Regions from separate parts of the Homo sapiens genome. Here region 1 is linked to region 2. Evidence: chromatin contacts called from ENCODE Hi-C or POLR2A ChIA-PET data. All regions are on one chromosome and are shown on one strand. The core of a region is the stretch at or near the end of the contact, and the rest is flanking DNA. Distances in the headings are between cores, read along the strand shown.

Evidence for each region. A loop is a pair of places that touch in the nucleus more often than their neighbours do. ChIA-PET counts read pairs that join two places held with the same protein, here RNA polymerase II (POLR2A). Pooled maps may share reads with other maps.
Region 1: a map of K562 shows a loop between it and region 2 (4-fold over the local background). The contact joins two enhancer-like sites. A Hi-C loop is called at or near these places in 1 of 168 maps with a recorded cell type or tissue (K562) and 8 of 50 pooled maps. POLR2A ChIA-PET finds 5 or more read pairs at or near these places in 2 of 52 experiments (Panc1 and SK-N-SH).

What each region holds. Positions count from the first base shown.
Region 1 is chr7:51,008,480-51,011,914 of GRCh38, reverse strand. No RefSeq gene overlaps it. Among named protein-coding and RNA genes, the nearest start is that of GRB10, 230 kb to the right of the region's middle. RefSeq lists an enhancer at 1,734-2,235. Within about 2 kb of position 1,359, at least 3 of the 41 ENCODE cell types and tissues checked have a DNase peak (open chromatin) inside an H3K27ac peak, as active enhancers do.
Region 2 is chr7:50,466,307-50,469,671 of GRCh38, reverse strand. DDC (dopa decarboxylase) reads left to right here. Exons shown (of 15, transcript NM_001082971.2): 13 at 2,357-2,458. Among named protein-coding and RNA genes, the nearest start is that of FIGNL1, 18 kb to the right of the region's middle. Within about 2 kb of position 1,496, at least 2 of the 41 ENCODE cell types and tissues checked have a DNase peak (open chromatin) inside an H3K27ac peak, as active enhancers do.

The DNA.
Region 1 (3,435 bases), core at 110-2,609, 540 kb before region 2:
AGCTGAAGAGTCAGGAAGTGATGAACTTGGCTCCTGCTCATGAGTGATTAGGCCAAGCGCCCAACCGGGGCTCTGGTTAAGTAAGAACAGGGGGAAGTAGCTCCTGCAGGGCTGGCTGGAGCCCACTCTCATTCCTAAAGGAAAAAGCCATGTGTTACAGTGGTTGCACTCAATTTCCAGACCCTTCATATAGATGCAGAGACCTTGAGGAGCATAAGTGAGGTACAAAGGTGAAATTCTCAGCCCGTTGCTGTCCATGCATTGCTGTCCCACCCATGTCCTTAGCAGGGGCTCTCTGGGTCTCCTGAGGACAGGGTCGGTGGCTTCTGCCCAAGCCCCACCCTTACACACAGACCCCCTGCTTCCTCCCCTGGCATCTGGGTACCCCACACTGCAGACTGTGTGGTGGGCCAGCCCTGATGGAGAGACCCGCCCAGGAAAGCAAAGGGCTAGCAAGGCACGCGGTGAGTTGGTGGCAAGACTGTGGCTTCAGTTGGTGCCTCTCCACTCAACTTGGAAAACACCGAGCTATGTGTGTTTCCCCAGACACACCATGTGGACTCTTCCATGCTTTGCACTAGAACTCCTATTCATCCTCCAAAGCCCAGCCACGTCCCATGGGAGACCAGGCATCCTCATGCCGCTGCCCTGTGGAAGGTGGCACCTCAGGTTGCTGTGGCACCTCAGGTTGCTGTGGCCACTGCACACTAGAATCCACGGGCTTCTGTGACTTGGCACTCTGGGGCCAGGTCTCACTCACGTGGGGCCTTTAGGCCTAGGAACACAGTGCTAGCACTATATGTGTTTTATGAAGGGAACTGAGCAGGCTGCAACATGACCTGAGGCAGATTCTGATGGAGCAGAGGGCAGACGGTTCCAGACCATGGGGCCTGGCACGATGTGAGTGGAGGGGAAGGCGGATGTGCGGCACCAGAACAGGGAAGGGTCAGACAGAAGATGGCCTTGGGCTGTCAGAACTCAGCAGAAGGACCAAAGTGCCAGGGACCAACTGCCAGGGTTCCAGGAGGCTGAGAAGGGTTCAAAGAGGATGTACAAGAAGGGCTCCAAGTCGAGCATCCCCACCCCAGTCCTGTCCCAGAGCCTCTGATGGGCTCAGGAAGTCAAGGCTCCTTCCTCCCATCTGACAGCGTCATTACTAAGGAAGGCGGGGACTGATTTTTCTATTTTCCTGCACTACGCCCATTTCCTAATCTGCAGCTGGACCCCGTGGCCAGGGCAGTGGCAGTTTGGTCTCTGTTGTGGATTTCTAGAACAGCACCTCATTCCTAAGAAGTCAGCTTGAAAAGGAGTTTCCTGGCACAGGTTGTCATCATGCAGCTGCTCCCATGCCTCTACGGGGGACTGCGGGAGAAGCTGCATCCCCAGGCTGCCGCTCACCCTCTTGACCAAAGCCCAGGTGGGTCGGCCCAGCAGTGGCCCTCCCCATGCCTTGCCAAGCCTTGAGGCAGTGAAATGGATCAACCCCACAGCCCCTGCCTCAGGTAGAAAGCTCCGAAATGACCCACTCATCCCATGACTAATGAGCACATGCCCGATTGTGGGGAGAAACAGAGCCCTCATATGAGGTATCTCAGAGGACCTGGACAGACTCCAAATTGCAGTGAAGGGGGGTGGCCAGGGCGGGAGAGTGGAGTCATTGGCGGGTGTCCAGTCAAAGGGCACAGCAGGCCAAACTCCAGGCCTGGGCAGGGAGGCTGAAAGCAAGGAGAGCATCGGGAGCCGTGAGGTGGGCGCTCAGAGTGAGGGAGCAGACAAGCAGCTCGGAAGGACCTGTGAGCAGTGAGGCCGCTGGACCTCCAGGACACCCACAGCATGGAGGGAGAGTCACGGGCGCGCCAGAAAGGCTCTGGCCTGGAAATCCCATCAGAGTTTTCATCCCGAATAGTGCATGTCCTACAGCAAACGAGCCTGCCGTGAAGAGCTCCTGTCCCCAAGCTGTGATGTAGGCAGGACATTCACCACCCCAGATTGCCCTGTGGCTGGCTAGATCCTGGATGACAGAGCAAAGCAAGACCAAAGGCCGAGTGGCTGCTCACTGAAGGCTTGTTTTCCAAGTGCTGAGAACAGTGGAATTTTACAACTCCTTCCTGCCCTGAGGGTCTACCTGCCTGTGTGGCATCCTTGTCCATACTAGGGCAAGAGGGCAGGTAGCAGGAGCCACCTCTTCTTCTCCTTCTCCTCTTCTGAGTTTACTTTGCCTTTTTTTTTTTTTTTTTTGGAGACAGAGCCTTGCTCTGTCACCCAGGCTGGAGAGCAGTGGCGCAATCTCAGCTCACTGGAACCTCCGCCTCCCAGGCTCAAGCGATTCTCCTGCCTCAGCCTCCCGAGTAGCTGCATTTTTATCTTCCCTTATATAAATCAGAACCACATGAGTAGTTAACCTCAACAGGCCAGACAACTGGGATTCCTAAAAGTTCTGATGATTCAGCCAAGTGGAGTTCACAAGCCATTCCTGGGACAATGCCAAGACACTGGTCCACGCGCTCACATACGTGGTCTCCTAACATCTGCTTTCCCCATTTTATAGCTGAGCAAGAGGCCCCAAGACATGTAGTTACTTGTCCGTGGTCACACAGCTGTGTTCCCCTCACACTGGTGTGGCCCCAAATCTCACTCTCCCCTCATGGTACCCCAGGAAGTGTTTCTGTCTCAGGAGACAGAGGCACGAGGCATTTTTTTGTTTTTGTTTTTGTTTTTTTGAGACAGTGTCTTGCCCTGTAGCCCAGGCTGGAGTGCAGTGGCGCAGTCTTGGCTCATTTCAACCTCCACCTCCCGAGATCAAGAGATCTTCCCACTTCAACCTCCCAAGTAGCTAGGACCACAGGCATGTGCCACCATGCCCAGCTAATTTTTATATTTTTTGTAAAGACAACGTCTCACTACGTTTCCCAGGTTGGTCTGGAACTCCTGAGCTCAAGTGATCCACCCACCTCGGCCTCCCAGAGTGCTGGGATTACAGGTGTGTAATCGTGCCCAGCCCACGAAGCATTTTTAAAGTAGTGGAAAGGAAATGCCCACCTCCTTTTCATTCACCAGAGCTAGGGTCGGGAAGGGCTCCTGTCCCGAGCATTGTCTTATGGGCTCGAAGTGGGCCTGTGTATCAAAGGTGTGTCTGGCTGGGGGAAGCAGGGTCTCTACTACTGACATTCTAGAACCAGGGACCTCGCAGAAGCTTGAGTTCCTCACTTGAGGATCACAGCTGCACCCCTGTCCCCCAGGAGGGACTACATCAGCATTTAGCCAGGACTGGGGTCCTGTGGGTGATCTCATCCTGCTTGTGTTTTTAGGGCAGCTGAGCAGTAAGGCCTCACTTCTAAGAAATATGTTTTTAGTGAACCAGTGAGGACACATGCAGCTTCCTGGGAGTAGGCGCATGACCTAATCTAAACATCCCCTGGCACCGCGGATTGACAC
Region 2 (3,365 bases), core at 247-2,746:
ATGGCAAGAGAACCAGACTGTAGTTTGGGTTGTTGAGATGAGGTTATTTATAAGATCTGTTAAGTCACTTTCGTTAAGATTGCAGGTTATCAGGTCCAGGAAGATGGTCACAGTAGAAACATCACATAGGTTGTGCTTTAGCCACATCTAGCCAAGAATGAAGTTCATTGAGCAATGGCAATTATGAGAACATAAGGACTGTGTTTTTCTCCCCCAAAATTGCCAGAATAAGATAGATATTCCCTAGTCCAGTGGTTCTCAGACATGCTTCCAGACCAGCAGTGCCGGCCTGCAGTGGGGCCCAGCAACCTCTGTTTTAACAAGCAAACCAGACACCTTCTCTATGCACTAAAATTTGAGAACCACTTATCAGCTCCAAGCCCCACTCCCCTGCTTTTTTTTTTTTTTTTTTTTTTAAAATAACAATTGGCTGGGTGTGGTGGCTCACGCATGTAATCCCGGCACTTTGGGAGGCCGAGGTGGGCAGATCATGAAGTCAGGAGTTCTAGACCAGCCTGGCCAACATAGTGAAACCTTGTCTCTACTAAAAAAAAAATACAAAAAATTAGCCAGGCATGGTGGCAGGCACCTGTAATCCCAGCTACTCGGGAGGCTGAGGCAGAAGAATCACTTGAACCTGGGAGGCAGAGGTTGCAATGAGCAGAGATTGTGCCACTGCACTAAAGCCTGAGTGACAAAGCAAGACTCCGTCTCACCAAAAAAAAAAAAAAAAAAAAAAATGAGGAAACTGAGTCCTGAATATGAGCCTGGATCTGCCTAGAGCCACCCGTTTAGCCAGCTGCAGAAGGCCTGCTGCTGTTCTGCTGGCTCTCTCTGATCCTGGTGTCCTTCCTAAGCTGTGGCCTCATCTTGATGGACAGAGGTCCCCAGGCTTCATGGGAACAAGCACACTTATGATATTCAGCCTTAGTGATGGTAACAGCCCTCCATTTTAAGTCCTGTTGCCACTTCACAACCAGGTGTGCAGGGGCAGGTGTCCCCAGCCACCTCCTCTGTGGCACAGCATATATAAACACATCCATCTGCAAGCTTCATAGAATGCCTAGGATGTGCCATGAACTGCCTACTCCCAAAGCTTCGGTGAGGACAGTTCCAGGAGCTGCCGAGCACTATGAGGACCTGTTTGGGGGCGAGAACTGGGAAAGGAGTATGTATATGAATTCCTGGGTAGGAAATCCCCCTCTACCCATTTGAGACGAATTCAGCTTTTTTGGGGAAAGAAAGCCAAAAAATAAGGGATTTATCTCCCCACAATGATGACGTCTTTAAGCTCAAGGACAACTAGTTATGATCATGCTGGCTCCTGTTTAAAACACACTCCACTTCTTTCTTAAAGGGGACCCAATCCTGCCTTAGGAGCAGAGTCCAGCGATGCTCAAAGCCTGTCTCCTTGGGCGGGAACCGGCTTTCGGGATCGCCCATGAGGCCGAGGTCTTTGGCGCTCTCTGGTGGCATGACGAGGAACCACTCGTATGACACGTGTTTTTGTCCCAGCCACCCCCTGCCCGCGAGGCGCCGCGTTTCCGCAGGTCCTCCCCAGCACCTGCAACATGGGGGCCCTGCTGTATCCGCGGGCTTAGAATGAGCAAGGCACGGGCCTACGCCACGGAGGGCTCCTTCTCCTAGGATCACATGCTGTCTGAATAGCTTCTGAGTTCTATAACTATTTGGAAGTGAAATAAGGTCAGTGTGATATTCAATGAGAGGAAGGCCGTTTCTGAATGTGACAGAGCGGACAGGATGCCCAGCTCTAGGTGGCAAACGCGGAGGAGGAGCAACAGCTGTGGCAGCCACAGAGCTGCAGCTCCATCAGGCTGCCTTAGAATCCTAGCTCAGCCAAGGCCTCCGGGTGCACCTTGGGCATGTCGCTCACCCTCTCCCAGCCTGTTTTCTTATCTCCAAAATGGGGATAATCATGATATCTTCTGTGTTGTGGGCTGTCCTGAGGATGCCGCAGTGGTGAGCGCTGGCACCTCAAGCACAGAGGAGCAACTCGATGGGCATTAGCCATTGTCTCTTCCAGAATGATCAAATACCTCCTCACGGTGTTTATTCTAACATTATAAAAGACAGTTTGGGTGGGATAAGAATAGTCCCATGAACAGAAGAAAATGACAATTGGTGTTCTGAGGACACTAGACCTGTGCTAATGTAGGGAATGAGTTTCTTAGCCTGCCTGGAAACAGCTGGTCAGTGAACGGTAAAAGCACTTGAGGAAAATTGCCAAGAGCGTCTAAATGAATTATACATGGGCAGTCTAATAAGGTTTTCTAGGTAGTTAAGTTCTGAATTAAATGGCCATGAGAAAAACAGATTTTCCCTTTCCTCTTTGAAGCATGTCCAGCTGTCCCATGAGTTTGAGTCACTGGTGCGCCAGGATCCCCGCTTTGAAATCTGTGTGGAAGTCATTCTGGGGCTTGTCTGCTTTCGGCTAAAGGTTTGTCTACATCTATTCCATTCTTCATTTTCTGTGAATGTGACAGAGGGGAAAGTGTTGTTCATTACCTCCATGCTCAAACACTGGCACTGGCTCTCCAGAGATGGCAGAGCAAAGCCTGCATTCTTTGGCCCACCGGCCTGCCCTGCCCCATGCTACACAGCCTTGTTTCCACGCACAGCGGCTGTTCCCGCTTCCTCAAGCCTGCCATGAGACTTCTAACTTACATAGCTTATTGGCCGCAGAATCTTTACCATTTTTCCTTCCTCAAGGCTCCATCCCACACCTCTGCCACTGGCCCTCCTTGGAGGACAGCGGCCTGTCCATAGCCTCACTAATCTGAGTGTCTTCTGTGGATCAACAGCATCAGCATCATCAGCATTGTCTGGGAGCTCCTTAGAAAAGCCAGTCTTGGGCCCCACCCTAGAGCTGCTGGCTGCGCACCTTTACAAGATGCCCACACAGGAGTCTGTTTGACACTGTGTTGTGGCGTGCTGTTATTTTGCTGCCTGATGCTGTGCATTCACCAGGTGAGGGCAGGCTGGCCCACACGGGTTGGGGCATAAGCCATCTCTACTGAGAATCATGATACAGTTCTCAAAAAGGCTCTAAGATGCACTGCACACATGCCCCTTGGTAATCTCCCTTGTGTACACAGAGCCAGGTGAGACCAAATGCTCTGTTTGGTTTATAAGGTTTTTTTTTTTTTTTTTTTTTTTTCTTTTTGGAGACAGAGTCTCCCACTCTGTTGCCCAGGCTGGAGTGCAGTGGTGTAATCTCGGCTCACTGCAACCTCTGCCTCCCGGGTTCAAGTGATTCTCCTGCTTCAGCCTTTTGAGTAGCTGGGATTACAGGTGTGCGCCACCACGCCCAGCTAATTTTTGTATTTTTAGAGATGGGGTTTCAC